Regions from separate parts of the Mus musculus genome. Here all the other regions are linked to region 2. The links are chromatin loops, found by intact Hi-C in ENCODE. Cell type or tissue: heart. All regions are shown on one strand.

The links. A loop is a pair of places that touch in the nucleus more often than their neighbours do. Peaks named below come from ENCODE experiments on the same cell type or tissue, not always from the same donor. Only the 100,000 strongest peaks of a DNase experiment are listed, where the experiment ranks them.
Region 1: it touches region 2 in a loop (4-fold over the local background); 14 of 42 quality-filtered maps call a loop at or near these places.
Region 3: a loop joins it to region 2, with 6 times the contacts of the local background. A loop is called at or near these places in 14 of 42 quality-filtered maps.
Region 4: it touches region 2 in a loop (2.6-fold over the local background); 2 of 42 quality-filtered maps call a loop at or near these places.

What each region holds. Positions count from the first base shown.
Region 1 is chr1:136,721,937-136,729,936 of GRCm38, reverse strand. Platr22 (pluripotency associated transcript 22) reads right to left here. Exons shown (of 5, transcript NR_037986.1): 3 at 5,259-5,366; 4 at 5,098-5,145; 5 at 4,209-4,966. Among named protein-coding and RNA genes, the nearest start is that of Platr22, 30 kb to the right of the region's middle. In heart, a CTCF peak has its summit at 3,608 (motif pointing left); no DNase peak of the experiment used is centred here.
Region 2 is chr1:136,620,267-136,628,266 of GRCm38, reverse strand. It overlaps Zfp281 (zinc finger protein 281), which reads right to left and starts at 3,366. Exons shown (of 2, transcript NM_177643.4): 1 at 3,216-3,366; 2 at 1-2,995. The coding sequence starts at 2,981. The coding sequence ends at 300. In heart, a CTCF peak has its summit at 3,337; DNase peaks (open chromatin) are centred at 2,636 and 3,436; H3K4me3 peaks cover 2,508 bases; H3K27ac peaks cover 1,958 bases.
Region 3 is chr1:136,681,081-136,689,080 of GRCm38, reverse strand. It overlaps Gm19705 (predicted gene, 19705), which reads right to left and starts at 5,685. Exons shown (of 3, transcript NR_045324.1): 1 at 5,608-5,685; 2 at 271-337. It also overlaps Gm41958. In heart, no CTCF peak of the experiment used is centred here; DNase peaks (open chromatin) are centred at 3,200, 3,670, 5,100 and 5,730.
Region 4 is chr1:136,410,268-136,418,267 of GRCm38, reverse strand. Ddx59 (DEAD box helicase 59) reads right to left here and starts at 2,997. Exons shown (of 8, transcript NM_026500.3): 1 at 2,845-2,997; 2 at 872-1,686. The coding sequence starts at 1,675. It overlaps 9230116N13Rik (RIKEN cDNA 9230116N13 gene), which reads left to right and starts at 2,749. Exons shown (of 3, transcript NR_024328.1): 1 at 2,749-3,419; 2 at 4,591-5,104; 3 at 5,441-6,352. In heart, a CTCF peak has its summit at 3,804 (motif pointing right); a DNase peak (open chromatin) is centred at 2,997; H3K4me3 peaks cover 1,424 bases; H3K27ac peaks cover 1,367 bases.

The DNA of each region.
Region 1 (8,000 bases), 100 kb before region 2:
GGTGGTTATTTTCAGCATAAATGAATTCATATTCATTTCTTGAGTTTTTCCTAAGTCCTACAGGGCATTTGAGAGTCCTCGCACATTCTCCTTCTGGGCTTCAAATGTCATATGCGTTTTGTCAAGAAGCATTCTGAGGGATGGGCTGGGGCTCAATGGGTGGCATGCCTGCCTGGCACTGAGACCAGGGGGTGGGTGGGGGTGGGGATCCCAGGCTCTGCATAAACCCAGAGCAGTGGTTCATGTCTGTAATCCCTGCTTGGGAGATGAAGATGGGAGGGTCAGAAGTTCAAGGCCATCTTCAGCTGCTAGATAAACTCAAGCCCAGCCTGGGCTATATGAGAGCCTACATAATTTTTAAAACAATCCACAGGGCTGGTGAGATGGCTCAGCGGTTAAGGGCACTGACTGTTCTTCCTGAGTTCAATTCCCAGCAACCACATGGTGGCTCACAACCATCTTTTTTTTTTTTTTTCCTTCGAGACAGGGTTTCTCTGTGTAGCCCTGGCTGTCCTGGAACTCACTCTGTAGACCAGGCTGGCCTCAAACTCAGAAATCTGTCTGCCTCTGCCTCTCAAGTGCTGGGGTTAAAGGCATGCGCCACCACTGCTGAACACTCACAACCATCTGTAATGAGATCTGATGCCTTCTTCTAAGGCGTAGTACATAAAATACTACATAAAATAAATATATAAATCTTTAAAACAATCCACAATAACAAAATGCAGAATAAATAAAATTTCAAAGAAGTTGATGGACAAGGCTATTCTAGAATTGACTGTGTAGCCCAGACTGACCTCAAGCTCAGAGACAATTCACCTGCCTCCGCTAAGATTACAGACCTGTACCACACCTGAAAATACACTAACCTTAGTGCTATTTGTGAATTTTATAAATCCGTGGGTGGCTGAGGTTGGGGGAGGGTTGCTTTTGTTTCGTTTTTACCTTTTTGCCCTAAGTAACAGTACATGGGGCCAACATGTCAGAATCTCGCATAAGAAAAGTTCCGAAAAGGAGCCCTTTTCCTTTATGGAGAAATTAAATCAAAGTGTGCTGCACTCCATTTTGGTTGAGTCCGTCGCTCCTTTCCCCCACACCTGGAGCTTTTAAAACAGTCCCCAAGGTATAGACAGATGAAGTGGTCAGGAGAAAAGGCCACCCACCCTGGTCCAGACCCATCAGCCTTCTGGGTCACAGTTAACAGGAAAATACACACACACACACACACACACACACACACACACACACACACACACACCTCGCCCCTGAGAACTAAACAGCAGCTTAGGGAATTTCAAACTGAAACTCATCTGGTCTGTTATCCAATAAAAACATTTTATAAAAACATTTTATAAACGGGAACAACTCCAGGTGTGTCAGGCACTGGGACTAATGGGAGGAGAGAAGTCTAAGAGAGAGTTTGTCCCTGAGCCACAATGGCTCACATTGAAACACCTAACCAGGGAAGCCTGGTGGAAGCTGACAGGAGGACTGCCAAGTACAAGGCTAGCCTGGAGATTTTAGTGATGTCTCAAATTTTATATAAGGGGCAGGGGGAGAACTGTGGAGATGTAGTTCAGTGGTAGAGTACTTGCCTAGTCAGAGACCCTAGGTTCAAATCCCAGCACTGATATAATAAATAACCATTAAACAATTGTGTTGACTCCCGCCTCCACCCGGCTCCCATCGCTCACTCTCTACCCAGGCCCCACACAGCAGGACAACAGGAATACAACAGGGGGATTAGGGTTCAGTTTGTCTCCTGTTGCTCACAACATTTAATGGAAGACTAGACAGAAAACACATTTCCATAAATACTAATTGATTGGTGGCGGATTGACCCACAGAGGTCCTTCTAACAGTAATTATTATCTGAAAGAAGCTGAACTCAGATGCAAATTCCTGGCTCCAGGGTTCTGCCCCGAGGCTATTTTACATTTCAAGGGAGCCTCACAGTTTGAACTGGACTGTGAAAAATGAACCCAAGCAGGCAGGCAAACAGTTTCCAAATTCTATTCTCCCCGAGACATTTGCATCCCTTCTGTTGATATTTGTCAACTGTCACCAGGCCCTCTCTATCTATCATCTTCTCCCTACAGGACAGCTGGCGACACTGAAGGTCCATCTATTTGTTCCATGCTCCCTAATAACAGAAATTTATGGCAACTTTTCAAGGAAAAGAAGCAATAGGCACAATGGGCCTCACCAAGCCCACCAAGCCCTGGTCCCATTGACACTTGACCTCAGACTTGTTTTGGACTTCAGTGAAAGCTTAATTCCATAGCTAAGAATCACAGGTAGCACACGGCATATATCAGTAAGCAATTAAGTTAATCCTGAGCTACATCATTGTCATCAGCCACATTAAGACCCAGAAACAGGGGCTGGAGAAAGATGGCTTGGCGGTTAAGAGCACTGACTGCTCTTCTGAAGGTCCTGAGTTCAAGTTCCATCAACCACATGGTGGTTCACAACCAACTGTAATGGGATCTGACACCCTCTCCTAGTACACCGGAAGACAGCTATAGTATACTTAGATTATAATAATAAATAAATCTTTTTTTAAAAGACCCAGAAATGCTAGACAGTAGGGGCATATACCTTTAATCCCAGCACTCTGAGAGGCAGAGGCAGGCAGATGCGTGAGAGTTGAGATCAGCCTGCTCTACAGAACAAGTTCCAAAACAGCCAGGGCTACACAAAGAAACCCTGGAGGAAGGAGGGACCCAGAATCTTCTGCCTAAAATATTGACATTTAAACTAACTTAAAGATAAAAAAAATGCTAATGTACACATTGTTATGAATTCATAGGAGCTGGAGAGATGGCTCAGCAGTTAGGAGTCTAAAGACCCAGGGTTTAATTCCCAGCACCTACATGGCAGCTCACAACTGTCTATAACTCCAAGATCTGACACCCTGACAGAGACATACATGCAGACAAAACACATAAAATAAAAATAAAAGAATTCATAACAGACATTGGTGGATGTCTCCCTCCATTGGTGGAACCCCTCCAGGGTTCTCGAGAGTTCACAAAAATAAAAAGTAATACAGAAAGTGATACTTAATAATCAAAATTAAAAGCCCTCAGGGGCACAAGTGCAGGACAGCTTCCCTTTTTTTCTGTTCTACACAGCCCTCTGGGGAGCCGAAGACGTGAAAGAGGTCTTTCCGCTGTTGGTTCCAAGAAATGGTTTTGCTTTTGTGAATGAAAAAGTACTTAAAGCCATTCATTACAGATGCTGTTTGAAACTGTGATGCTCGGGAGTAAAGCACTCACCGCAGCTTGGGAGAGTCTGTAAGATTTTACAGTCTGTGCGGACCTTTGGTTCAAGCAACTGAGTATTTTTTTTTTCTCTCACTAACAAAGCGTATCAAATACTGTCGCTCCATATTTGTGACTGCTATTTAATCTCTCTTTATTCTTCCACAGAGATTTTGAGGGCAGTTTGATAAGATACTTTGTCCACAATCTATGCAAGCCAAAGCTAGGTTGCTAATGGGATCTAAAAATTACATTTCACTCCTCAAATTTATTTGAGGTCCAGAAGATGGGGGGCATGGGGGCTGGGAGATGACGGTTGATGTCTATGCTGCCACCTGTTGGCCATATGAGGAAATACACAGCAAGGGAAGAAAGGGCTCTATTTGTATTCATAACCTATTTATATTCTGGTCCATAAATGTTCCATAGATGCTGGGGAAGGGAGCTCACAGACCACTTAGGGGATATTGCAAAGGCCTGGACCTGTCTCCAGAAAAACGAATGAAAATAACACAACATACATATTTTAAATAAAACCTTTTTTAGAAAGATTTCTTTAGTTTATGTCTATGAACGTTTTCCTCACATGTGTGTCTATGCACCACATGCATGCCTGGTGCTCTCCGAAGTCTGAGAGGACATTGTATCCTTAGAACTAGAGTTATGGCCAGTTGTCAGGTGCTGTGTGGTTGCAGGGACAGCGAGTTCTCTTAACCACTGAGCTGTCTCTCCGATTCCCACAATAGATTTTTGTAGACAAATATGGACAGCCCAAAGTCCCTCGGTATACCCAAGCAAAGCAACCTCATTGTTTTGTGCTGTAGGGAGAAAAATCAGTACAAATAAATCATACATCCTGGGACAATAATTTAAATACAAGATTATTCTTGGAAATTATTTTCTTTTTTCTTTCTTTCTTTCTTTCTTCTTCTTTTTTTTTTTAAACACTAAATGTTTTTTGGTTCAAATCTGGTGGTTAACTACTGAAAGAAAAAAAGAAAAACAAAACAAAACCCTTTAACCTTGTCCCACAGTCAGAGAGAGTTGCATTTCTGGGGTAAATTGGATGGGAATGGCTTGTGGGTGTTCTGGGTTGTGTCTCCATCTGCTTCTGACAGGCTCTGGATCTTGGATCACCATGAGATAGTAACGAGGGTGTGAGGATTCGTGGTTTCATGGTTTGTTTAGCTTGTAGAAATGCCTTCTCTGTTTACACAGTGTAGGTTACACAGAGCCATCATCGTCTCTGACACTGTCTTCTCTAGTGCCGGGGATGAAACCCAAGCTCTTCCTTAAGCACTAGGCAAGCACTGACCACAGGAGCCAGCTGCTGAGATGGTTTGAATGTTCTCCAGTGATCTCCAAATCTGGAGACTTTCACTCTTGCATCCCCCCAAGAAGCTATTTTTTCCCCCATGTCTTGTCTAGAAGAGAGACTTACTCAGTCCTTGGAGCATCTTAGAACTGCCCAAAATAGCCCTCCTGGTTTCTTCCTCTATGGTGTGAGTGACAGGCTCCATAAGGAGTAGCGACTGGTCTTGTCCATCCTGAACATTCGTCCTGCCCTGAACATGATCCACATGAAGTTAAAATGTTTATGCATAGCCATGGAAACCGTTACCAGAGTGAAGAGACAAGCTTCAAAATGGGAGGAAAATGTTACCCCCCTATCTACTGAGCAAGAGATTGATATCCAGAATCTGGAAAGAAAAAGAGACACATGAAAATTTTCAGTCAGTAGAAGGGCAGATTATGTCAAGAGCTCATGGTACAGGTGTGTGATCAACTACTCAGCAGACTGACGCAGAACTGCCTCATGGTCAAGGCCTACCTGGGCTATAGAATGGGTTCCAACCATCCAGGGATACAGAGCAAGACCCTGTCTAAAAAGAGAAAAGAAAACAAACGCGCCTCTATGTCATGCCATGAAGAATGGCTATCACCCAGAAAACAGATCACAACAAATACTAGCGAGGAAGGAAGGATGCTTACACTATAGAGATGGATGTAACGTGACCAAGCTTCTCTGGAAGCCAGTATGGGCATTCCTTGAAGAATGAAGAGAAAAGCCAGGAGGTGCACGCCTATAATCCCAGCACTCTGGAAGCAGAGGCAGGTTGATCTCTGTGAGTTCAAGATCCACCTGGTCAACAAAGTAAGTTCCAGGACAGTCAGAGAAACTCTGTCTTGGAGAAAAAAAAAAAAAAAAAAGGGTAATGGAGGTGGAATATAATCAAAGAACATGACACACATATGAAAATGTCACAATCCAGCTCATTAATTTGTATAGTAAATTCATACTATTTTTGAAAATAGAAATATGAACATCATCCTTTTGTGTAGTATGTGTGTCCCGACCGGCTACCAGCGCCCTGCAGACTCCTGACAGACAAAGCAGCAAGCTCTCACAGCGTCACCGCTGCCTGCTTCTGGGTGGCTTCAGGGGGTTTTCTGTTTTATTAATGTAATAAAATGTAGCTTTCAGAGTTATCTACAGTATGTAATTACAAATGCATGTTATTGATATTACCAGCGTGATGCTTGAGTTTGCTTTTCCAGTAATAGAAACTCTGCATTTTATGCATTAATTATACAAAGGATTAATGATGGCTTACACAAGTCTGTCTACATGAAGACAGTGCCGAAGCAATTACACTGATGGTAGAGTGGTCCCCTCTTTAGTAAAAGCGATGTTCCAAACAGTGGTTTTAAGTGCATTTGCTCTTAAACATAAAATGATGAGGGACGAGGAATAAATGAACCCGCGCCTATAAAACCCGGTTTCATGAGAGAATGGTAGGTATTGAGCATGCCCGCTCCTAACTCTTCTTGAATTCAATTCTTATAAAAGTCCAGCTAAAGGAATTTACTTTTTTTAAAACTTTATTTTATTTATTTATTTATTTATTTATTTATTTATTTATTTATTTATGCAACATTAAACCCACAATGTCAACTCCAAACTCAGCTTTCCCAGGGCAGACCCACTCTGGTCTTATCCACGGTCCCCATCAATACAGACCTTCCTTAAGCTCCAAAATCAAAGCTCAGGGACTATGGAACAACTGTCCTCTCTTTAATTCATTCATGCTTTTGGTCAATTCTGCTTCCCAATAACCTCTTGAATCTTTCCACACCACCCCTATCCACTGCCATCCTCTGTCTTGAGCTTTTCCATCTATGATACCTGAGCCCTGCAGTGGCCCCAAATCCCGCTCCTCACATCCACCTTGGGCCCATATCAAATCCATCCTTTTCACTGTAGTAAGAAGAGCAACAAAGAAACAAATGGTAGCCCCTCTCCCTGCTGCAAACTCTTCTGGTCTGGGAGATGAACCTGGAACTCCCTTCCACAGCCCACACAGGTCCGCCTGTGTGGCCCCAGTCTCCTCTAGCACGGGGCTGCTACTGACCTGAGTGATCTCCCCAGGCACTGACTTCCCTGTCCCAGGAACGTGGAAGAACAGGCTCAGCTCCCATTTGATGCTGGACTTCATCTTTCAGATACAACTCCACATTTCCTCAAGGGTCTTGCTAGATCAAATTCCTTCCAGTACCTACCTGCTACCTCTGTCTTCCACTGCGATATTAGAATTATATGAGTAATTACTAAGATATTCATGAATTGAGTATTGAATACCTGCTTCCCTCAGTTATCTGTAAATTACATGAAGGCACAATCTTTTTTTCTTTTTTTTCTTTTTTTTGAGACAGGGTTTCTCTGCATAGCCCTGGCTGTCCTGGAACTCACTCTGTAGACAAAGCTGGCCTTGAACTCAGAAATCCACCTGCCTCTGCCTCCCAAGTGCTGGGAGTAAAGGCGTGTGCCACCACTGTCCTGTTTTTTTTTTTTTTTTTAAGATTTATTTATTTATTTATTTATTTATTTATTTATTTATTATATGTAAGTCAGATCTCATTACAGATGGTTGTGAGCCACCATGTGGTTGCTGGGATTTGAACTCAGGACCTTCAGAAGAGCAGTCAGTGCTCTTAACTGCTGAGCCAACACTATCTCTTTCTAACCCCTATTCTAGTTCCCATCTTGCCAGTCGAGACCACATAAATACGTTGGTTGGTTGGTTGGTTGGTTGGTTGGTTGGTTGGTTGGTGGGTTGGTGGGTTGGTTGGTTAGGTGGGTGGATGGGTGAGTTGTTGGTTAGTTGGTTTGCTGGCTGGCTGGTTAGTTGAAGAGTGAATTAAGAAACAGTGCTTTGTGCCAGGTTTTATAAGAATCATGGGGCTCTGAGTACCCTGCTGTCCCAGGGGTACCCATCACCTCTCCTGCCATCCTCATCAAACCTTCAGATCCTGAACCATACAGACAAGAGTCTAACATGGCTATCCTCTGAGAGGTTCCACCCTGCAGCTGATTCAGACAGATACAGACACCCACAGCCAAACAGTGGATGGAGCTTGGGACTTTTATGGAAGAATAGGAGGAAGGACTGGGGGTCCCAAAGGGGATAGGAACTCCAACAGGAAGACCAACAGAGTCAACTAACCTGGACCCTTGGGACTCTTAAAGACTGAGCCACCAACCAAAGAACATACACAGGCTAGACCTAGGCCTGCTCACACATATGTAGCAGATGTGCAGCTTGACCTTCATGTGGGTCCCTAACAACTGGAGTGGGGGCTATCCAAAGGCTGTTGCCTGTATGTGGGATATGTTCTTCTAGCTGGGCTGCCCTCTCTGGCCTCAGTGGGAGAGGACATGCCTAGCCCTACAGA
Region 2 (8,000 bases):
TTTTTTTTGTTTTTGCATTTAAAACTTTTGGGCTATTCCCTGACAATCTATACATGTAAATTTGATTGCTAAACATTGTCACTTTGAATGTCAAACTATTTTTAATCTATTGATTTTGATTAAAAATCATAATACAAACAGAGCTAAAATCACACTAACAAAATAAACTAAATATGAAAAGTTGCATTGAAAGGGCATTACATTATTCTTAATAGGATCGTGTAGAAACATTCCAATGGCAGTGTTCTCAAAATAAAACAAAATTACATTAGACTCCCAGCCTGGTCACTCTCGAGACCTTACCTGTAACTCTGGCTGGTGGGTGTCTTTACTCTTGTACTACATGGCTCACTTACATCAGACATCATATTTGTATACCCTGAGAAATCTGACACTGAAGTCCTTACTCTATGGTCCACTTCTCCATTAGAGTTAGTGATAAAGGTCATTGGCACCCTGCTGCCCGACTTAAACTGAGAACCGAATGCTTGTGCAAAGTTCTCAATCTGGTACGTTGTTCTAGGCTCTATGTCTTTCTGAGGATCAATCTGGCTAGCTAACTCCTGAGATGGAATCTGAAAGCTCGTTGAGGACTCTAAATTTTTCTGTTGTTCCTTCTGGCTAGTCAATTTCTGAGATGAGGACTGGAAGGCTGATGATGTCTCTAAGTTCTTCTGAGAATCTATCAGATCATCCAGCTCCTGGGAAGGTGTCAACTGCTGATGTGTAGCATCCAAAGCAGATAAATAAAGACCTGGTTGAGATCCAAACAACATCCCAAAAGGAGGCTTTGGCAACGAAGATGGCAGCACTGAGGTAACAGACTGGCCAAAACCACACTCCAAAGGAGATGTAGTGTATATCTGTTTTTCTGGAAACAAAGTGTGGTTGTGGAGAGGTGAAGACAAGCTGACAAATTGGAAACCGTGTCCAAGAGTAAAACCTGCATTAGTGGATTTTTCGAAAGCCTGTTGGAGGTATTTGGAGTATTCTTGCAACATGCTTGTTTTATCATTTGAAGGTGTTTGGGTGCCTGGGCTCAAATTTTCTTCTTGAACCAATTCAGAGTGTTCTCCTGAGGTGTGTAAATCCACTCGTGGTTCTGTTAAATTGAAAGGATCCTCCTTCTGTGTTTCTGATTTGCCAGAGTACTGATCCAAAATACTTTGTAAAACCTCATCAGGAATTCCAGACTTGTCGTGACAAGACTTAATTTCAGCATTTAGAGCTGAGGAGTCAATAAGTGACAATGGCGCCTCATTGTCCAAAACACTGACCCCTGCAGACTGAATGACTGACTGCTGGGAGACCATGTGTCCTACATTGATAGAAAAGGCACTGTTGCTGCTGGCAGTTGGTAGGTATCTTCTCTTCTTTGAAAACTGCATGGCATCATCATAATTACTACTTATCGGGCCTTGCTTGCCACTTGTACTTTGGAGAAGACTAATGGTCTCCACACTATTATTCGATACGATGCCAAGTGAGCCACCTGGCTTACCAGACAAGGATTTCTGCCCAACTACGTCTGGTAACGGTGACACAAAATTAAGGTAGCTTTTATCTGCATTCTTTCTGCTTCCTTTCTTAAAGATCAATTTTGGCACCCTTTTCTGCAGTTCATCTATTCCAGTGCCAATTATGCTCCCACTGGTAGACACAGTAGGCATTTCTACTGAATAACTCTGCATGTTTATATTGTTTGACATTTGTGATTCATTTGTTTTGCCAGTCTTGTGTTCCTTATTTTCAATAGCTATGCTTTTCGACTTCGACTTTCTCCTTGAGGAACTTGTATTTCCCTGAGACAACACAGCCAGGTTACCCATACTGTTATGGTTTGATGACCCAGGTTCTGCACTAGCGGCTCCTTTTGCTATGGCTTCACCACACGTGCGCCTGTGCTTCAACAATCTGTCAGTCCTTGAAAAATACTGTTGGCAAGTGTCACACTTGTATGGCTTTTCTCCACTATGTGTCCTCTTGTGTCTCTCCATATGGTACTTCTGAATAAACTTCATGCTGCACTGATCGCACCCAAAGGGTTTCTCTCTGCTGTGAATTTTCTCGTGTCTCTGCAGTAGGTATTTCTGGATGAAACCCATACTACACTGGCTGCACTGGAAAGGCCTTTCGCCCGTGTGGATGAGGACATGTCTCCGCAGGTGGTAGGAGCTCCTGAAAGCAGCACTACAGTGATCACAGATATGAGGTTTCTGACTTGGGGACAGGACGGCACCTTCTCCCTCTCCAACCAAAGGTTTGGAAGATGCACTTGGCTTCCTCTTGGCTTTGATTCCCTGAGATTCTGGCTTTGGCCTCTTTGCCTTTTTGACGTTAGCGTCCTGCTTTGGCTCCTGGTTGCCGTGCTCATCAGTCCTGCTACCGCTGCTCAGTAATACATCGCGGTGGTGCTGGGCCGGTTGCTGCTGGGCATGCTGGTGCAGAAGACTGAGGTCTTGGATGACGCCGTGGCTCCCCCCTTCCCCTCCTCCTAGGCCTGGTGATCGCTCTTCAGCCCCAGCGAACAGCCCCCCATAGTGGTGGTGGTGATGGTGGTGGTGGGACGGCTGCTCCTCGGGATCCGCAGGTTTCTCCTGCTTGATGCTCACCAAGGACTGCAAGAATCCCCAGGAGGTCCTCTGCGAAGGGAAGGCCGCGGCTGACGCCGCCGGCTCCTTCTTGAAAGTCATGTCCGGGGCTGGCGGAGGGGGGGGCTCAGCGGCCGGGGCTGCGGAGGTAGAGGAGGATAACACGCACTGCGGGGGAGGGGCGGCCGTCCCCGCCGGCCGGGTGAAGCTGGTGACCGGGGGAAGCCGGTGGTTGAACATAACCATACTCTGGGGGAAGGTGGGCTCCATCTCTGCTCTCCTGCCGCCGCCGCTGCCGCCGCTGGCGCTGCCGGAGCTGCCGCCGGAGCCGCTACCACCGCTACTGCTGGGACCGCCGCCGCCGCTAAGGAACCCGCTGCCGATTTTCATACCCCGGAGGAGGCCTGGCTGCGGAGAGGAGGGAGAGGAGGGAAGAGGGGGAACGGCGGTAGGGCCGGGCCCCGGGCCGGGACCACCGCAGCGTTTGGGACCCGCCGCGCCGCCGCCCAGCCCGCACCGCGCCCGGCTCCCGTCCGCAGCCCCGCCGCCTCCGGCCCGGCGCGCTCGACCCCGCGGCCTTCTTGGCCGCTCCCGCGCCCGCCCCGGCCCGCCGGCCACACTTACGGGTTCCGCCGCCGCCGCAGCCGCCGTCGCCTCCAGTTAATAAAAATAACGCCGTCCTCTCCACAATGGAATTAAAAGCCTCCCCGCTTCTGCGCAGCCGCGGCGCGGTGTCTGCCGGGAAGTCCTCGACCGGACCAGAGGGGCGCTCGGCGAGCCCCGTGCGCCTGCGCCTCAGTTTCCGCCTGGCTAGCCTGTCAATCAAGCGGGCGGTTGGGCGGAGCTGCTGGGGGCTAGGTGGGAGGGGCGGGGACTTGGAGGCGGACAGCGGAGGGTCTTCCGCAGCGAGGGGACGTGATTGGTGGCCCTGCTGAGGGGCAGACAGTGGCTGAGGGTTTCTAGGGAGAAGGCGCTCCGGAGGTGGAGCCCAAGGGGCGGGAAGTCCGGGGACGCCAGGAGAGCGTGTTGCAGCGTGGCGTGGGAGCTGCAGAGGAAGGGGTTAGGGAAGGTGGAGACACTGAAAACTGAACATTGGCATTTGGTTCACTTTAGTGTTTGCAATCCAAGTATTGAATCAAAATCAAACAGAGAATAGGATTCCTTAAGGTACTTGTGATTCTGCCTGAAAGCTTTAAACTCGTAACGGTATTGATTACAGATAGCTTTTACTCCTTTTCAGAATGGAGACAGCAATAACGCTTGTCTTTGCCTTTATTGAAGGAGCCTTTGAGACTGCCATAGAGGAGGGACCGCTGCAGAAAATTGTCTCAGTGCCAGCCTACCTGAAGGCTACGCAAAGGGAAACCACGTGTAATCCCAGGTGCAGCTGTCCTGTAAAACACGCCCACACACACTTCATCATCAGATGGTATTTAAATGCCACGTACTTTCTCAGTTGTCTGAATTTGCTTATTACGTTGAATACTAACTAGCCTCAAATACTGGCCATCGTTCTTGTTTAAAATCTCTGTTAGGATACATACCCCACTCTCCCAACCCCTCCAGTATAGAATACCTAGAAACTTGAAAAGTTGTTCCTTATTCAGTTGGGGGAAATTAGATAAAATCTTGAAATTAAAAGTTCTATCGACAAAACCAAATAGATATTAATTTAGTGCCTAATAATGTATAAAAGGCATTCACAGCGAGCATGCAAAAATCTAAACCAGCAACTTTCCTAGGTGTATTTATACACCACAGACTTTTTAATAAAAAGACCTGGAGAACAGTTATTTACATAGTGTGTTTTCTTAAAGAAATCACACGTCCATATTCTCATAGTGTTTCTCGAGATGACTTCTTGTAATAACTTCCTTGAGAAATTTTGCAATTAAAGCCATAGCGGTGTATTGTTTACCAACACAGGCCTCTCTGAGCCTGCCCAGAAACCTTAAAACTGTATTTTATGAATAGTTTCATGAGGCATTGTATCTTCCTAGCCCCATGGAACTACAGTTAAATTATTTCCTGAAACTACCAGGTATAGCTAAGCGTTGAACACTGAAAATTCAAAAACTTCAGACAGTAATAAAATATTAGTCAGTGCCAGTGAGAAATGAGGCTGTCCCTGTACTCAGGGTGTCCATGTTTAATGGTAAAGCTGGGCTGCACATAAGCCAGCCCAAGCATGAAGGGCAGTGGGACACTCATATGAAAGCCAACTTTGTTCTACAGTTATCAAGATAAGAAACCTGTCATTTCTCTCATTCACGCTGTCAGCCTTGAGCTACTCCAAGCAGACTTACCTCTAGGTTGTATACCCCATATATCAGGAAGATGAAGAGACCCTGTAAAATAAAACGGAGGGGGAAAGCTGTTAGCGCTAATCATTCCGCCAGTGGAAATGCCCGAAATAAACTTTCCCGGGAACAGACAAAAGAAGACACACTTCATCAACGTCCATTTATTTTCCCGTTTTTCACCATTAGAAGTCGTACCTTGAGCATTTATATGATAACACACCAGCACATCACTTATACTGGTTGTGCTATTCAATTCTTTGGTGATAGAAAATAGAAATAGTATCCTAACTACATGGAATAATAATTAGGAGGTGGCTAGATGATGAAACACTTAATATTTCTAAACTCCGTCTAAACTCCGTTTGGAGCAGCAACTTCAGTATATCTTATCATCTTTGAAGTTATAAAATTAGGAAATAATTGAAAGATTAAACACTACAGGTTACTGACATAGTTCAGTGATACTGTGGTTGCCTACTGTGGATAAAGCTTGAACCCCAGTACCAGTGAAACCAACCAACTCCTTTAAACCCTCAAACGAAAGAGATAAACGTAGGTAATAGGGACTGCGGACATAGCTCAGCAGTTAAGAGCATTTGTTTTTCTTGCATAAGATCAGGGTTTAATTCCCAACACCCACCTAGGGGGATCCTGCAGGCATGAACATGGCACATACATGGATGCGGGCAAAAATTCATATACATAAAGTAAATAAATCCTCAAAAAGATAATAAATGCGAATTGTCTATTTGAAACAGAGTCTCACTATATTCCCAATTCATAATCTTCCTATCTCTGCCTTCCAAGTACTGAAATCACAGGCTAAGCCCCCACACCCAGAAGTATGAATATTTTTAAAAACACTTAATTTTTAAAAAGATTATGTTTGAGACAAGATCTCTCTTTCCCTTAGACCAGGTTGTCCTAGAATTCACAGAGATCCATCTTCCCTCCTAAGTGCTGGGATTAAAGGTGTAGACTACCAACACCAGGCTAGATTCTTTTTTAAACTTTATTTTATGTGCATGATTGTTTTTGCCTTCCTGTATACATGTGTACCATGTGCATTTCTGGTGCCAAGGAGGTCAGAAGAGGGTATCCATAGCCCTTGGAAGTGGAGTTACAGACATTTTCAAACCAGTGAGTGCTGGGATTTGACCCAGGTCCTTTGAAGAGTAGACAGTACTCTTAACTGTTGAGCCATCTCTCGGGCTGGAGATTTTGTGTATTGTACTTAGCATTCACAAGGCTCTGGGTTTGAGTCTCGGGACTGGCAAAAAAAAAAAAAAAAAAAAAGCATGGTGCTAGAGACCTTTTGTTGCACATGTGAAGCCATAGATTTAGTTCACAGGACCAGTGAAAATAAGAAAAAAAATTGTAAAATACAAAATATACTTCACTTCTTTTAAGATTCATTTATCTGTTTTCTGTAAATAAGTGCTCAATCTGCATGTGCATGTACATGTAGAGAAGAGGGCATCCGATCCCATTACAGATGGCTGTGAGCCTCCATGTGGTTGCTGGGAATTGAACTCAGGACTGGAAGAGCAGCCAGTGCTCTAAACAGCTGAGCCATCCATCTCTCCAGCCATAAATCGCACCTTTAAACCTTTTTGGCCAGATGTGGTAGCAGACACTTTTAATTGCAAAGTCTCTAGACACAGGAGCAAGCAGTGCTAGAAGTTCAAAGCTAAGCTGGGCTACATAGTGAGCCCAAGGCTTGTTGGCACTACATGGTGAAATGGTCTCCAAACAAAACAAAGAAAACCTAAACAGATTACTATATAAGATATAAGATAGTGAACACGACTGATCTGCCAGGCCAGCAAGGTGGCTCAGTAGGTAAGTAAAGGTGCCAAGAAGCCCTCTCCACCTTTTCTGCCCATAATTCCCTTACCACCTCTTACACAGTGACATGTGGCAGCTCTAGCCCACTCCTTCTACCATTGGGTTTCATGAGTCAGACTTATTAGGTCACTGGGTTTAAGAGCGACCATTTCTACCCACTGAGTCAGGTCACTGGGCCCAGGTCCCTCGGATTTTATTGATTGTTGCGAGCTGCTGGCCGGCCGCAACAATTGATGAATGAGGAATATTCTACTGTGTGAAATACATTAATTCCTCAGTAACCAAAGCTTCCTGAGCACTGCACAATATTTGTTGCAGCTTCCATGTTAGCAGCCCAAGCTGTTTGCATGAAATCTATAGTTTGGAAATCAAATAAGTCATCTGTGACCTTTCATATAACTTAGATATAGTTTTCGCAAGGTCAGGTTTCTCTAAAGGAAAGAATAAGAGAAAAATCATGGGCTAGGCAGTGGTGGTACAGGTCTTAAGATCAGCACTCAGGAGGCAGGCAGACAGAGGTGAATGAATGAATGAATGAATGAATGATGATGTCCTGGTAAACTGAGCAGACTATGAAGGGAGACCTGGAGCTCTTTACTGCCCTTCTGTCTCAGTTACCTGCTTAAATTACAATCTTCTTTTAACCCTCCTCATTTTGAAAACAGGATCTAGAGGAAAATGGACTTTGGCTATAGGCAGCTCCCATCTCAAGGTTTCTTGTTTCTCTGTTTATTCTCTCATGTGACAGATTCACTCTATAAACCAAGCAACCCCCCCCCCCCCCCGCCCTGTGACTTTCACAGACCACACAGAAGTCTGAAACTCAGGACAACCTAGGGGTTCTGTGACTTTCTTGAGGCATCTCCCCGATGCTGGCCCAGCAGAGAAAGGGAAAACATTAACAATTAAAGTCTTTCGTTTGTAGGCCTTGCATAGGGTGACTCTGGGCAGTTCTGATCTAGCAGATCTTCATAAACCCCAGGGTCGCAAACGCATCGTATATTCTCCATGGAGAGAATAGATAGAAACATTTGGACATTAGCACCTGGAGTCATAATGATTCATTGCATTTATAGCCTACAGAGAAAAATACAGTTGGGGGAAACCAACCTCCACTCTTTACACATTGACTGCTACCACCATGCCACATTTAAAGAATGAAAACTCCCTCATACCTGAGGGGTGTTGCCCACTAGGAAATCCACAGGGATGTCCATCCACAGTGTCTAGCCGTGCCAAGATATAAATGTACATAAGT
Region 3 (8,000 bases), 61 kb before region 2:
CCTGGTCTACACAGCAAATTCCAAGTCATTCAGGGCTACAAGGTGAGACCCTGTCTCAAAAAATAAACAATTTAATTTAATAAAGTTAGGTAGGAAAATAAGGAAGAAACTGAAAAGCTGGTTGTCTAGCTAAGTAAGTCCCTGGAGGAATAGGTTTAGGAAAGAGTCAGCTGCTAACAGAAGTGCATGTTGGGTAATGGGAAACTGTACAGCGCAGGGAGTGAGAGGGGGTGAAGATACATTTGGGCCTATAAGCATAGAGTCACTCACCTAAAGCTCTGGTGGCTGTGCCTTCAAAATAGTTCAAAACAGTGGCATCCTCTCTGAGTTTCCACATCTGTAAAATGAAGATGCTCATCGTTATGTGACAAGCTGTGGCCACACACAATATTATAGTTAATAATGTCAAACCCAGTACTGGGCCCATGAACCTTGTGTGTAAGGCAGGGGTTGAGACAGGGTCTTGCTATATGGTTCAAGCTAGCCCTGACCTCCTACGTTAGCCTCCCAAGCGCTTACTATTTATTTTACTTTTAAGAAAAGGCTCCCAAAGAGCCGGAGAGATGGCTCAGCAGTCAAGAGCACTGGCTGCTCTTCCAAAGGAGCCAGGTTCAGTTCCCAACATCCACACAGTGGCTCACAACTGTCATTAACTCCTGTTATCTGACACCCTTATACAGACATGCATGTTGGCAAGTTACCAATGTACATAAACAAAAATAAAGGAAGGAAGGAAGGAAGGAAGGGAGGGAGGGAGGGAGGGAGGGAGGGAGGGAGGGAGGGAGGGAGGGAGGCTCCAAAGAAACATTGACTAGGGGAGCTTTTATATATAAGAAAAGAACCAAGCTAGGGAGAAATCACTGCTGGTAACCAGGTATCTCCACCACCTGCCCCCAGGGACCTAGTGACAGCAGATGTCATCACTAGCTGCCAAGATTTGACACATTCTCAGTGTTACAGAGTCACATATCCTCCCCCTGTGTATGTTTTACACCCCCTTATAAAAAGCCAGACCCCCCCCCCCCCCGCCACTCTCCCTGTTTTCTTCTTCCCTCCACCCTCGCCCAGAGCCAGCCTCTGTATACCCCATCCCCAATAAACCTCCCATGTGAAACCTATCGCATGATGTGACTTTATGGTGTTTGTTTCTTAGAGCATAACAATCATAGAGTTTATTGGCAGGAAAACAATATACAACACAAAGAATTCAGTGGCACAAGCAATTACTGATGCCTACCTACTCTGCCTTCTAAATTTATATGCATTGACCCAGTAACTTCACCTCTGTGTGAAGAAAATTAACCTTAAAACAAACAAACAAACAAACAAATAAAAATTTAGCATTTAGCTGGGCAGTGGTGGCCCACAAAAACAAAAACAAAATTTGCATTTATTTTAATTTTTTAAATGATGTGCAGAGGCATGGGTGTAAGTACAGGTAGGTGCTCATGGACGCCAAGGGTTTCGGGTCCTCCTAGAGCTGAAGGTACAGGTAGTTGTGAGCCACTTGATATGGGTCCTGGGAATCGAACGGAGGTCCTCTGCAAGAGCAGTATGTACTCTTTTTGTTTTTGGTTTTTCAAGACAGGGTTTCTCTGTGTAGCCCTGGCTGTCCTGGAATTCACTTTGTAGACCAGGCTGGCTTCGAACTCAGAAATCCTCCTGCCTCTGCCTCCCAAGTGCTGGGATTAAAGGCGTGTGCCACCACTGCCCAGCTCAGTATGTACTCTTAACCACTGAGACATTTCTCCAGCCCCAGAAACCAACTTCTAAAGAGTTCTAATAGAATCAGCAAGCCCTTGTGACTCTTTAAAAGGTGAAGGGTTAGAGCTGGGAGACAGAGAAAAAGTGCTGACCAGCAAAAGGGTTTTGTAGCCTCAGAAGGTACCAAACTGAAGGCTTTTTCTTCTTCTTCTTTTTTTTTCTTTTCTTTTTTTAAAGGTTCATTTTATTTATTTTATGTATCTGAGTGCACTGTTGCTCTCTTCGTGCACACTAGAAGAGACCATCGGATCCCATTACAGATGGCTGTGAGCCATCCATGCAACCAACCATGTGGTTGCTGGGAATTGAACTCAGGACCTCTGGAAGAGCAGTCTGTGCTCTTACCCTCTGAGCCATCTCTCCAGCCCAAGCTGAAGGCTTCTATCTAAAAAAAAAAACCAACCGATTAATGGAACTACAGAATATCTGCCTGGAAGAATTTTCTGGAAGACTACTCACTCATCTCAGTAGCACTAGCACCAGACCCTGCCCATCTCAGGGTAAGAGTTCTTTCTGATCATTCCTCTCCTTCAACCCCATGTCCAGAGAAACTGGCCTCAGGTGCAATGGCCTGTTCCTGTTTGTTATGCTCCCTGGCCTGGCCTGGTCTGGCTTGCCCTGACTTTTCTCTCTGCCTACAATATTACCACCCATAGATCAATACCCAGCTGACACCCCAGGCTTATATCCAGGGACACTGGCCAACCTGCCAGACACCAAATCCTCTGACCTGCTTGGATTTAATCTCAATCTCTCTTTCTACCCTGTGGCCACAACAGCTTTGTGTTTCCTTCAAGGAATTACTGTTTTTGTTCCATGCCAAAAATACTCTGCCTAAATTAATCCTGCAACTCAGCTAGGGTGGGTCCCAAACAGGTTGAACTCTGCAAAAGCCTACGTATCCTTCCTTATAGAAGCCCCCCCCCTTTTTTTTTTCTGGACAGAAAGTGAATAACTCACCAGGACCCCTGAAAGCTTATAAAATCAAGTTTAGTTTGGTCCTTTAGTCCCATGCTCCACAGAAACCTTGGGGTTAAATCACTCAGTGTCTCCTCACTGGCTAGAAGAGGCTTGCAACAAACAGGCATTAATTAGATTCAACTGAATCATCAACAATATTTCCCCCCAAAGAAGAAATTCCTAAAAAGAAAAAAAAACCCTGAAAAACAAGACAAAACAAAACAAAACAAACAAACAAACAAAACCTGCTTTACTTGGGGCTGAATATAGCTCAGTTAATAGAGTTCTTACACACATGTGAGCAGAGAGAGAGAGAGAGAGAGAGAGAGAGAGAGAGAGAGAGAGAGAGAGAGAGATCTGGGATCTGGGTTCAGTCCCCAGCATGCAGGCAGAAACTAGGCTGACTAATTGTAGCCTTAGGAGGTCGAAGGAAGAGGATCAGCTCAGGATGTCACAGCTGGCTAGAAGTCAGCTTGGCCTACAGGAGGCCCTGTCTCAAAAACAAAACCATGGTGTGTTGACACGTGCCTCTAATGCCAGCATTCAGGAGGCAGAAGATCTTTGTGAGTTCAAGTCCAATCCACTTTCTACAGAGAGTTCAAAACTAACCAGCCAGTGACGCTTTGTCTCAAAAAGAAGGCCATAGTGTGTGTGTGTGTGGGGGGGGGGCCTGGGGTTAAAAAAGATTTCTTTATTTGCCTAAACTGAAGATTGTACCGTAACCAAACAGAAACAAAAGTGAAAGTGAAATTACTACATTTTCCTCTAAAACCGCAAGGCCTGCACACAGCAAATCTGGGGTCATGATCAGGGAGGGAGCCAGGGCTTCTGTGGTACTCAAAAAGCCTCTGACTCACTGCGATCTTGGGTAATAATTCTCCCAGACTCCCTATACCTCATTTCCTATTTTTGCAACATGGAAAATAAGTTTGCCCCTTATCTAGCAAGTGAGAAGGGTGTCGGGAAAACAGATGACACACGACTGCATCCGGAACACTTGACCAGGCAGCGTCTTCCCATCAGCCTGTGGTTTCAAAAGCTTGGTTAGACACAGTGGTTATTTTCATGCCCAACCTCCTTTCAGGTCCAAAATATTCTCAAATGTGCTCAGATTTAGCCCTGAGGCTAAGAGCAGGCTGTGCTGGAAATCGCTCCAGCCACGCGCAGATCCCCGCTTCTCAGCAATCTGTCATCACTATGCCCCTTCTGTAATCGTCAAAAACTCCCCCCCTTTTATGAGTTTTATATTTTGAACACCTTTCAAAACATATGACTTTTTTTTAAAATAACAAATGCATTTGTTTTTGGGTTTGTTTGTTTGTTTTGAGACAGGGTTTCTCTGTGTAGCCCTGGCTGTCCTGGAACTCACTCTGTAGACCAGACTGGCCTCGAACTCAGAAATTCGCCTGCCTCTGCCTCCCGAGTGCTGGGATTAAGGGCATGCACCACCACACCCGGCTGCATTTGTTATTTATAACAAATAAGTAGGAGCTTGGGAGGGGGACAGAGTTGATAAAGCATCTGTAGTATAATTTGAAAATGTGTGACTCTTCCCGGGTACAGTTAACATCCCTAAGCTTTGTCGCCATTCCTGAATGAAGTTTATACTACGCTGCAGTCAGAGGTCAGGGAAAACATAGCCTCTTCCCTCCTGAGTCCACAGGGTCCCAAAATTTCAGTTTTGGACCAGGGCCCACAGACACCTGGATAAGGGCAGTTGTTTAAAGGGACTGGGCTCATATATCTTTCTGTTCACAGGTACCGTCTTAATACACCACAGCTGTTCCTGGGTATCTGTATGGGGCTGGTTCCAGGACTCCCAAGGAAGTCAGACGAATGGAAGCTCAAATCCTCTGTATGAAACCACACAGTATTTAACTTGAACTTGGACCCACCCACCTGTACCCTTTGTCATATCCAGTTAACTTAAAATACCTCATACAATGCAAGAGTCTACACATAGTTATTCCCGTATTTTAAAAGCAAGGAAGAAAAATCTGTGTATGTTAAGTACGTGAGTCTGACTATATTTTTAAACCTTGTTGGCTGAATCTGTGTATGAAAGATAGAGGTTAAGAAAGCCCCAGCATAGCAACATTAGATATGAACACAGACTCAAAGGCAAAGCCTTTCTTTTATGGAGGGCTCACACCAAATCTTGGTGTGATTTTGGAAATAATCTTGGAAAATGGCTCATTGTTGGCAGAGGATCTTTAAGCACATGAAGCTGGAACCACATCCCTCCCTGGCTTCAGTTCCTCAAAGCATTAGCATAAGAACTTAACCAGAAGCACACACACACACACACACACACACACACACACACTTGGGGATATCTGGAGGACAGAGCCAGTTCCCCAGCAACCCTGTTGATATGCGCAATGGGATCTCGAAAGGGCAGCGTCTCTAAATATGTAAGACATGTAAAAAGATATCCTTTCACAGTCTTTGGCTTCCCACAGCAGCAGTGACTAATGCAGGATGTTCCAGCCCAACCGCGGGTCTCTCTTAATATTTCCAAATACTTCCTTTCTTCTCTTATTATTGCTCCAGGTCTGGTCCATGGCATTTCATAAGATCGTAAAAATAAAGAAATAAATGGGAGCAAGCTGGAGTAACAGTGACACATCTGTGGAGAAGGAGAGAGCCTTGCCTGCTGGGCCGTTCCTCGGGTCCTCCCAGCGCACACTGGACCATCTGTACCTGAGCCCCGCAGCTGGGCACACACCCAATCCCTCCTCCTTCTGCAGCAGCTGGAAATGAGGCAACTCCTCTACCTTCCCCTCTGGGGGTGGGGGTGGGGGGGCTCTTCAGATTTGAGGTGAACCAGTTAGTAACAGCCTGCATCATCCTCAAGAATGAAGGCCAGGGAAAATAGTTTACCTTAAAAGTGCTTCTTCAGTCCTACCCAAGAAATTTAGGAGCCACGCTCACACTCCACCAGCCCGTCAGACTCAGAAGAATGTTGAGCAAGTTGTTGGCCCAGCCCCAGCCCCATCCTGTCTGAGGTTTAAACATCTGCAACATTTAAAAAAAAAAAAAAAAAAGCTATGTAGAAATAAGCAGTTTTGGAAACTGTGTGTCAGAAAATAGTGGCTCACTGCCTGAATGAGACATTCCTGTAAAATTCCTGCACAACCACTGAGTAAAATTCCCAGCTGGCTGGAACAGAGGGCCACAGTTCTGCAGCAAGGATTCTGAGCCTGACAGCACATTTTGCATGCAGAAATGGGCACCTTTCGCCCCCATTCACCCTCCTGCACCAGCATTTTCACCTTTGACCTGCAAACATGTTCACATGATGGTCGGCACAGCAACACCCTTTATACCACTTCCTGGAGTTACCACACTACCTGCCCTTTACATCTATGTTCTACCTTCTTAAGATAATGTATATATGTGTTTACATTTTATTTATATGTATATTTGAAGTGGATGCATAAAACCCCGACTGATTCCCAGCACCTCATAACTGAGTGATGGCGGTGCACACACTGCAATCCTAGTACTGGAATGTTGTGTTCGGCCAGCAGATCACAACATGGGTTCTAGCCTGGAAAGGCATTTTGGAAAACTGGAAGAGAAGAGGGGCTAGATGTTGAGATAAAGAAATGCAGCTAAGACAGGCATTCTGATCAAAGCTCAATTTTACTGTTCCACACGCAATTATAAAGCAGGGGAAGGGGCCCGATTCCCGCCAATTAGTCTTGGGGTCCAATAGCAGGGTGACCACGTGTACGGCTCCGGCTCCGAACAGCAAAGCGGCAGCTTCCAGCAGTGGGCATGGCTGAACGATTGAGCGGGAAGCTCCACCCCTGAGCAAGCAGGATTCAGGCTGGGGGAGGGGAGACTACACTGGAAGGTAGAGAAGACTCAGAAGGTCAGGGTCACTTGCAGCTACATAGAGAATTCCAGGCCAGGTTGAGCTACAGGAGACTGTCTCAAAAGACAGACAGACAGAGAAACAGGTGATGATAGATAGATAGATAGATAGATAGATACATACATACATACATACATACATACATACTTGGATGGATGGATGATTTGGCCAGTGCTTATGTGTACACTCAAGGGTCAGATTCCGTTCCTGGAACCCCATAGAAGTGCCAGATGCCATAGCACATGCCTACCCTCTCAGCACTCCTAGGCAGATGGCAGACTGAGACACAATTGTCCAGCTAGCCTGGAGTACGTACCGTAACACCCCCGAAACAAGAGATCCTGCCTCTATATGATGGGAAGAGGAAACCAACTCTGGAAGGTTGTCCTCTGACTTCCACACGTATGATGCTGCACATACAGGCTCACGCTCACAAACACACGTATCGCACATACACACTAATCATCAATTAAAAATTTAATGATACTTTATGGATAATTTTCTCACAAAGCTTTTCTTTGGTTAGGTGTAGTAGTGCATGCCGTCTAAGCACTGAGGACGTGCTAAGCAGGAGAAAGCATTCTGCAACTATCAGCCCGAGATACATGGCAAGTTTCTAAAACCAAAACCAAAACTATAACGAAACCAAACCCTCCAACTATGAACATGAATAAAATTTTAAAATAAAAATCTAGGTGTGGCAGGTAGTGCCAGAAATACAAGCACTCTGGAGGTTGAAGCAGTTCGAGGTCACTCTGGGCTACACTGTGAGTTTCAGGTTGTCCTAATTACAGAGTAAGACCCTATTTCAAAAATACAGGGGGCTTGAGAGATGACTCAGAGGTTAAAAGTACTGGCGGCTCTTACAGAGGACCTGGGTTCAATTCCCCAGCACCTTCACAGTAACTCACCAACCATCTGTAACTATGGTTCCTGGGGATCTGACACCGCCTTCTTTCTGGCCTCCAAGGGAACTAGACGTGCACTTGGTTCACACCTATACACCTACAATTAAAGAATAAAAATAAAAGTCAAAAGATAGACTATGCGGGTGGAGAGACGGCTCAGCAATTAAAGACTCTCTCTCTCTCTCTCTCTCTCTCTCTCTGCCTTTCATTCTATGCTAAAAAAAATATTTGTAACCATAATCCTAAATACACAAAAAAATGTTCCATTCATAGTAAGCTCCCACTATTAGTAGTACACAATTAATCAATTAATCAAAGCATCAGAAACATATCACAAAGTCTGATAACTGCTGGGAGGGAGACTCACAGGTATCAAGTTTCTCAGCATGAACAAGGTCCTGGGTTTCATCACTGGCATCAAAGTACACACTACACATACATACATACATACATACATACATACATACATACATACATACATGTGT
Region 4 (8,000 bases), 210 kb after region 2:
ACCCTACAACCATCAGGCCCAGCAGTACTATTTAAAGATGAACTGCGGGTTACACTTAAGAATATACTGCCAGGCAGTGGTGGCTCATGCCTTTAATCCCAGCACTTGGGAGGCAGAGGCAGGTGGATTTCTGAGTTCAAGGCCAGCCTGGTCTACAGAGTGAGTTCCAGGACAGCCAGGGCTACACAGAGAAACCCTGTCTCAAAAAGCCAAAAATAAAATTATATATATATATATATTAAAAAATAAGAATATACTTTAGGGGCTGGAGAGATGGCTCAGCAGTTAAGAGCACTGGCTGCTCTTCCAAAGGTCCTGAGATCAAGTCGTAGCAACCACACAGGTGGCTCACAATCATCTATAAGAGGATGTGATGCCCTCTTCTGTCATGCAGGCATACATGCAAATAGAGCATTCAACTCATATAACTAAATAACTAAATCAATACTTTAAAAAAAAGAATATACCGTGACATGCTGCAACTGCATTATAACTTTAATATGCTATGCCCGTTCCTCCAAACCCCGAGAGGCTTAGCTGACATAAGCTACGGCTCATCCATCTGGTAAGCAGGGTTTTGCCTGCAGATCAAAACTTTGTTCTTTTATAGAAAAGCTGCTAAAAATAAAATGTCTTGTAAGGAAATTAATTTTTAGACCTGCCAGGAAGAGAGATCTTTGGTTCAGCAATAAAAGGAATATTCTTTGAAGTGATGTTTTCACACACGAAACAAAGCAAAGTCACCGGCACCTTGGTGACTTAATTCGCAAATGCTAAGCAGCAGCGTGCAAGTTTATCAGTTACACACAATGAAACTCGGTAAATCCCGCGTCTGTTTCAGAGAGGAAGACATGTCAGATTGGTAAATTACCTCAGAGAAAGCTCGGATAATAACAGGCAGGAGAAAAGCAGCTGTTTTCCCTGAGCCAGTGTCAGCGCTGGCCAGAATGTCCCTTCCCAGGAGCCCCACAGGAATCATCTGCATCTGGATGGGGGTTGGCACTTCGTAGCCTGATTTCTTCAAGTTCTGATTTAAGGTCTCAGGGAAGCCACAGTGCTCGAAGTCGATAATGGGCCTGGCAACGTCTTGTCCTTGAACTGAGATTCCTAGCTGCTGTTTAAGGGTTTCAATCTGGTCCTCCTTGAGGGTCACAATAAAGGGGTGCTCTTTGTAGACATAAAAGGCATCCAGTGGGGACTCTGGCTCGGCAGCCACTCTCTGTGGGCTGCTGGGTCTTAATGATCCTTCCCCTTCCTTAACTTGTAGCAGATGCTTCGCTTTGCACTCCAAGCTACACACGTCTTCGTCCGTCTTGTCACAGATATACTCTCCATAACGACCGCAGACGACACATACAGGCTCCCCAGGCTCTGGCCACCGCTGGGTTTTAGAAAACGACTTTACAGGCTCTTCAGATGGGTGGCTGTCCTTCACACCCTCATCAGGTCCTGTGGAAGAAACCTCAGCCAACTGGCAAGAAGGACTGTTGGTGCTTGATGCATGGCCGGGCTTGTCTGCTGTGACAGCTTCCTCAGTGACTGATGTGTGGACCGGAGTATCTCTGTCTCCCTCCACCTGAAGGCCTCCTGCTTCTGGCTTGCTTTTTTTAGCTTCACCGCTTTTGAGGTCATCATTAGAACTCCTCTTGATTTTCAAAGATCTTGGAACAAACATTCTTCAACATTCTGTTGAGGAAATTGCACCATGAGATATATTTTACCCTCAATTAAGCTCCCATGTTAGCCCATACGATGTTGTGTCAGAGAATTTTACTCAGGGCAATAGTGAAGCCGTCATGTCCCTACTTAAGCCAACTTCCACTTATCAATTTCCTCTGGGGGAAGGGATACAGTCTTTTTCCTCAGACACTGCCCTATGAAACACTGCCTACGGTTCCCCACAACCTTGCTGTGCACGCCACCTGTTTCTGTTGACCCATCACTTGTACTATTATGGAGCAGGTATTATAGAAATTCTACAGCATATCCTTCAATTGCATTTTCACACAAGAAGATACTTCACAATTAAGAATCTTAAAAAAATCAAAACAACAGTTCAAAAGGGGAAAATGCAATTATATTTATATACATAAGAGTGCTCATTCTCCGTCGTTTTTTGCTAATCTTCACAACCTGGGAAAGTAGGTCACTGCAACCCTAAGTTCATATATGTATATATTTACATGATATACATATCAGGTAGCATAATCGATACATGTATATTGAATGATTGGGAATGTACTTCAGTGGTAGAGTGCTTTGCTAGCAAGTGAGAGTCTGAGTTCCACATTCCAAAGAAAAACACTGATATATACACACACACAGAAGCAGATGAAAACTCCAGCCACCTAGGAATTAAGTTTATTTATTCAAATAACAATTCCTAAGTGTTAGAAACCAAGTATTCCTGCTCTGGAGAACAAATTAGTGATTGGGGAAAGAATGTTTAACATTTTGGGACCATGAAATAAACTTAATTTTCTCAAAAACAAAACAAAACTTAAGAAATCGCTAGTACCCATTTTCTATTAAAAAAAAAAAAAACCAACAAAAAACATGGCACCCAAACCGCCTGAAGCTTCTGAGGAGCGGGAATGGGTGGGGCGCTCGGGGCGGCAGAGCCGACAACCTCCTCCTCCGGCTCCAGGCAACGCCCGCATCCCGCGCATTCCCGCCCTCCCCACCCGCCCGCGGGCCCGCGCTCCAGGCACGCGCACGTCACGAGGACCCCGGCGAGCGGCGTGACTTAGTCCGCAGCCGCCGTCCAGCACGCAGGTTACGCCGGAGCACAGGAGCGGGAGCCGGAGGCCCGAGGCCCGAGCTGCCAGGGCGGCGCACGCTCACCCGCGCGGACCGGGCCGCGTCCGTTCCCGCTCGGGCCGCTCCGGTCCAGGCGCAGGGCCGAGTTTCCGGCCGAGTAGCCGGGAAGCTCCGCAATCCCAGCCAGGGTTTGAGGGCCCCGCGCCTGCGCACAGCGGGAGGCGGAGCTTCATCTGGCCACGCCCTCGCGGTGACGCGCTGCGGAGGGCGGTGCACAGGGTAGCGGGCAGATGTGGGAATCCTTTTGGAAGGCTCTAGCATGGAGTAGGCTGGTGAGAAAGGATTGCCAGGAAGGGCGGGGCCCTCCACGCTTAGAAAGTGGGAAGTTTGAGTGGGCCAGGAAAACCTCCTGTCAGATACTGAGAATAACTCGAGAATCCGAGCAACTTGATATGGCGTAGTTAATATGCCAAATATTCATAGATGCAGCACTCCGCCCCGCGCTGTGTAAACCAAAACTAAAACCAACCTTCAAAGTCTCCCTAGTTCCAACGGGTGGCCTTCACTTTGCCAACTTCTGGAACAGCCTGACAGGTCCCAGGACTTGCACTTCTGTTGGGGTGGGGAGGAAGTTGGACAGGAGAAGCAGGGAAATAGAGGTGAGGTTTTGGGTGTTATTTTTTTTTGAAAGATACATTTCGACCCAATATTTGATGCATACAAAATTAATTTACCAGCTACGTTAAGTGTGAAAATACTAATAAAACAAAACTCTGACTTTTATGTTGGCATTAGTAAATTAATAAACGCTAAAGCATTTCTGTATCGGATTCTACTTGCTTCGTTATGGTGTGTGGGTGTGTGTTCAGCTTGCCATTTTTGGTAGATACATTTGGCTGACAATGTTTTGTTTACCTTTTGAGCGTTATAAAAATAATGCATACCATATATATTTATGTATGTGTAGCCTTCCAGTATTTGCTTTAAAAAAAAGATTTATTTTATTTATATGAGTGCACTGTAGCAGTCTTCAGACACACCAGAAGAGGGCGTCAGATCTCATTACAGATGGTTGTGAGACACCATGTGGTTGCTGGGATTTGGACTCAGGACCTCTGGAAGAGCAGTCAGTGCTCCTAACCGCTGAGCCACCTCTCCAGCCCCAGTATTTCCTCTATTAACTTTTTTTTCTATGATTCACTGAAATGTACTATAGAAATTAACTTTACTGGTCAGATAAATGGGATACTGTTCCTGTCAAGACTGTACTTAGTTTCATAACACATGTGAATATGGGATCACGTTACATCCTTTGTCTATAGGACATACAGTAAATGTGTGCATTTTTCTGAGTTTGAAGGTTATAAACTTGCACTCTTACCTGAGTTTGCTGACATGTAATTTGCCTATTCCCAATATAAATAAATACTTTTGAACTTAATGTATATTCATAACTTTATTATTTTTTCTTATTTTGGTCTTCTAAGAAAGGGTCTCATGTCTGGCGTTAGACTCATTATGTACCAGAGTATGGCCCTGAACTTCTGATCTTCCGCTTCCACCTTCCAAGTGCTGGAGTTAACTGGCATGTGCCACATGGCCAGATTGTATCTTTTTATTTAAGTCTCTTCCAATCATATAAACTCCTGCCCCTACAAAGCCAGGCCACACCCCTGGTAATTGTAAACAAGGCCCCCAGATCACTGTCGTTGCCTCCAATAGAGAATCCCCTTTGTCCCTCGGAGGTGCACTGTAAGGTCAGAGGATTTAGAGGTGTTCAGCTTTGACTTTCTCTCTAAAATTTTTTAAAATTGTATTTGTTACTTGCAGATGAAGGTCAGAGCACAACGTTGGGAAGCCAGTTCTCTCTGCCTCGGTGAGGCAGCATCTCTTGTTCCTGCTATGTTGTGCATTCCACATAGATCAGTGCCTCATTCTGCCATCATCAGATAAAGTTTTCTCCAGAGAGAGCGAGACAGAGACAGAGACTCAATCTCCATCAAACCCCTCTTCTCAGGGTTCAGAGAGCCAGGGAGAAGAGACAGAAAGATTGTAAGAACCAGAGATGACCCTAGGAAAACAGTGTCTTCCAGACACAACAGCACTGACACACATATATGAACTCCTAGAAATAGGATGCTCAGGGCCTGAATAGGTTCAAGACAGATGGAGTCCTAGAACAGAGAAGCAAGAAGACATGAGCTCCTATTCCTAAGAAGCTGTCTCCAACTGATACCTGCTTGCAAAGAAAAAAATAACTTTCTCCACTGGAGTCTCACAGGGTGTACAAGCCAGCCACCCTTAACAGCCATCCCATGCCCAGCAGTGGATGACCAGATCAATGGTATTTTTGTAGACATTTTGTCTCATATTACTTTGTTTCTGCATTTTATGTCTAACTAGTCTTTTGCTTATATATTACAGTTTCTAGTTTTGTGTTATTATAGGTTTTGGGTTTTGTGTGTCTGTGTTCCCTTTTTTCTTTCTTTTTTAAAAATTCTGGTTTGTTTGCCTATTTGTTTCTGAAAAGAAAGAGAGAAAGAAAGGGATATGGTTGGTGGGTGGGGAGTTGGGAAGGATCTGGGAGGATCTGAGAGAGGGGAGACCAAGATCACAGTATATGGTATGAAAAATTATTTTCAATAAAAATAATAATTCTTATTTTATGTTTTGTTTATAGGTATTTTATTTGCGTGTATGTCTGTAAACCATATGTATACAGTGCCCACAGAGGCCAGAAGAGGATGTTAGAACCCCTACAACTGGAGTTACAGAAGGTTGTGAGCTACCATGTGGGTGCTGGGAATGGAACGTGGGCCTTGAAGAGGAGCCAGTGTTCTTAATCACTGAAACATCTTCTCCAGCCCCTATGTTTTCAGTTTTAAAGTTGACTTTGAAAAGAATCAGACTCTGAAAAGTTTTGACGAATGAAGCATCCATGTTCCTCACATGGGCTCAGTTCGTATGCTTGGAACAGGATTTGTGTTGTTGAACAGTGTGAGAATACATTATAGCATCCAAAGGCAAAGCTGTTCTTTCACGTATCCACAGAACAATGCTCAAATTTAGGTAATTTAACATTGAAGCAATACTATGGCTGTGATTCAGTCTCTATTTAAAATTTGCCAGTTGTAGTCCAAGGCAGACTCTCCCTCCCCAGCCCAGGCTGGATTGAAACTCTAAACACTGGGATGCCAGGCCTGTTTCTCCACTCTGGGTTCTCTTCCTGCTTCCTTTATGGAGTCTTTTGATGAGTAAAACTTAACAAGTTTAATGTACTTAGGTTTGTCTGTCTCTTCTTCTGTAGCTAGCAACTTTGATGTCCAAAAAGCCTTGCATATCCTAAAATGAAGATTTCTTTTCTTAGGATTTTTGGGAAGTTTTGGTTTTCTTGTTTATAGTTAAATCATGGCTCCACGTTGGAATTAGTTTGTGTTTGCTATGAAGTAAGGATCGACTTCTTGATTAGAATGGAGAGGATTTGGACTTCAGTTGGCAAGAAGGTAGTTGTCTGAATAGTAGTTATTAACTAGGATCTTTTTTCAAATGACTGTCAATGTTACATCTGGGATGTATCAATGTTTCAAAATGCACTAGAATGTTTCAGGGCTCATTATTCTCCTCTAGGTCATCTCTCCCGATGCCATTACCACCCTGTCTTATTACTATAGCATTATTACAGGTTTTGCTAGCTGGAAGAACATGTTCCCCCACTTTGACTTTCTCTAGGAGTTTCTTAATTATCTTTAATTAATCTTCAGTACAGCTCTTAGAATCAGTTTGTCCTTTTTCAGTGCCTCAATGTGATGATGGTGTTTGGAAACACAGTATTTCTATAGAATGGTGAATGTTGAAAAATGATGGCTAGGTCTGACAGCACACCACCATGATCCCAGCACTCAGGAGGGTAAAGCGCAGGGCAGGGGTCAAGAATTTGAGGCCAAGCTGTGGAGGAGGAAGAAGAGGAGGAGGAATTTAATAGGGCAAACCTCTTTTTTAATATTGATCTTCAGATCTGTTCATCTGTTTGCCTCAAGTCCATCAATGGTTAAAAATAGATCAGCCGCTTTCCATAAAGATGGTAGGTCTGTTCTAGCCCTTTACTTTTATAAACTTGAAGATCAGTATTAGAAAAGCAACTTAAACGTTAATGTATATATATTTTAGGATTTTAGATTTGAATGCATTCTCAAGAGTGCAGTCACCCGCTCCTGCCATGCTCCATACCCAAGCAGGAGAAATAATTTTATATCACTCTACTGCATGTTCAACCGACTTTAAAACAGGAGCTCATTTTCCAGGGCTGTCCAGGTCTTCACTGAAGAACTCTCTCTACCTAGGCATCATCAAGAAATTTAACGTACATTGTCATGTTTAATTTTCAGTATAATACTATAAAGTAGAAATTTTATCCCCAACGTACTAATGAAGAAACGGGTTCTAGTATGTACACAACTTTCCATGGTCACACAATCCAAGGTCTGTGTCCTACATTCATTAGACTACAATGCTGTGCTGGTTGCTTTTATTACCTCATGACGAACTAGAGTTGCTAGGGATGAGGAACCTCTATTGAGGAATGGCCTACATCAGACTGGCTTGTAGGCTGCCGGTTAGGGCATCATCTTGAGTAATGATTGATGTGAGATGGCCCAGCCCACTGTGGGTGGCACAAGAAAGTGAATGAAATAATTTTAGCCTGGAAGCAAGCCGGTAAGCAACATTCCTCTATGATTCTTTTTAAGTCCCTTCCCCCTCCTCCCCTACCCCTCTCCCGTTTCTGCTTGATTTCTTCCCTCAGTGATGACTTCCTTCAGTGATGGACTAGACCCAGAAGTGTAAGTCAAACAAACCCTTTCCTCCCGAGATGGTTTGGTCATCATTTCATCACTGCAACAGAAGATCAAACTAAGGCAACCACCTGCAGGTCTCTTTAATGTCAACCAAGGCACACGGTTCTAGCCACCATTTTCAATGTTCCCAGCATTTCTCAATCCTTTTGAAAGCTTTGGGAACATTAAAACCCAACCCTAGAAACATTCATGCCTACGTGTTCCCCAGCCCTGCCCAACTTCCTTTGGTTTTCCCAGAGATGCTTTGAACCTGTGCCCTGAAGTGCTCATATTTCTTAGTGTTATCATGGAAGCAAGGGTGGGGTGACTTACTCATCACTACCTGGGGAGCGCAACTCACTTCTATGTGGGTCTTGGGTAAAGCCAGCTTAACATTTAAGATAAAAA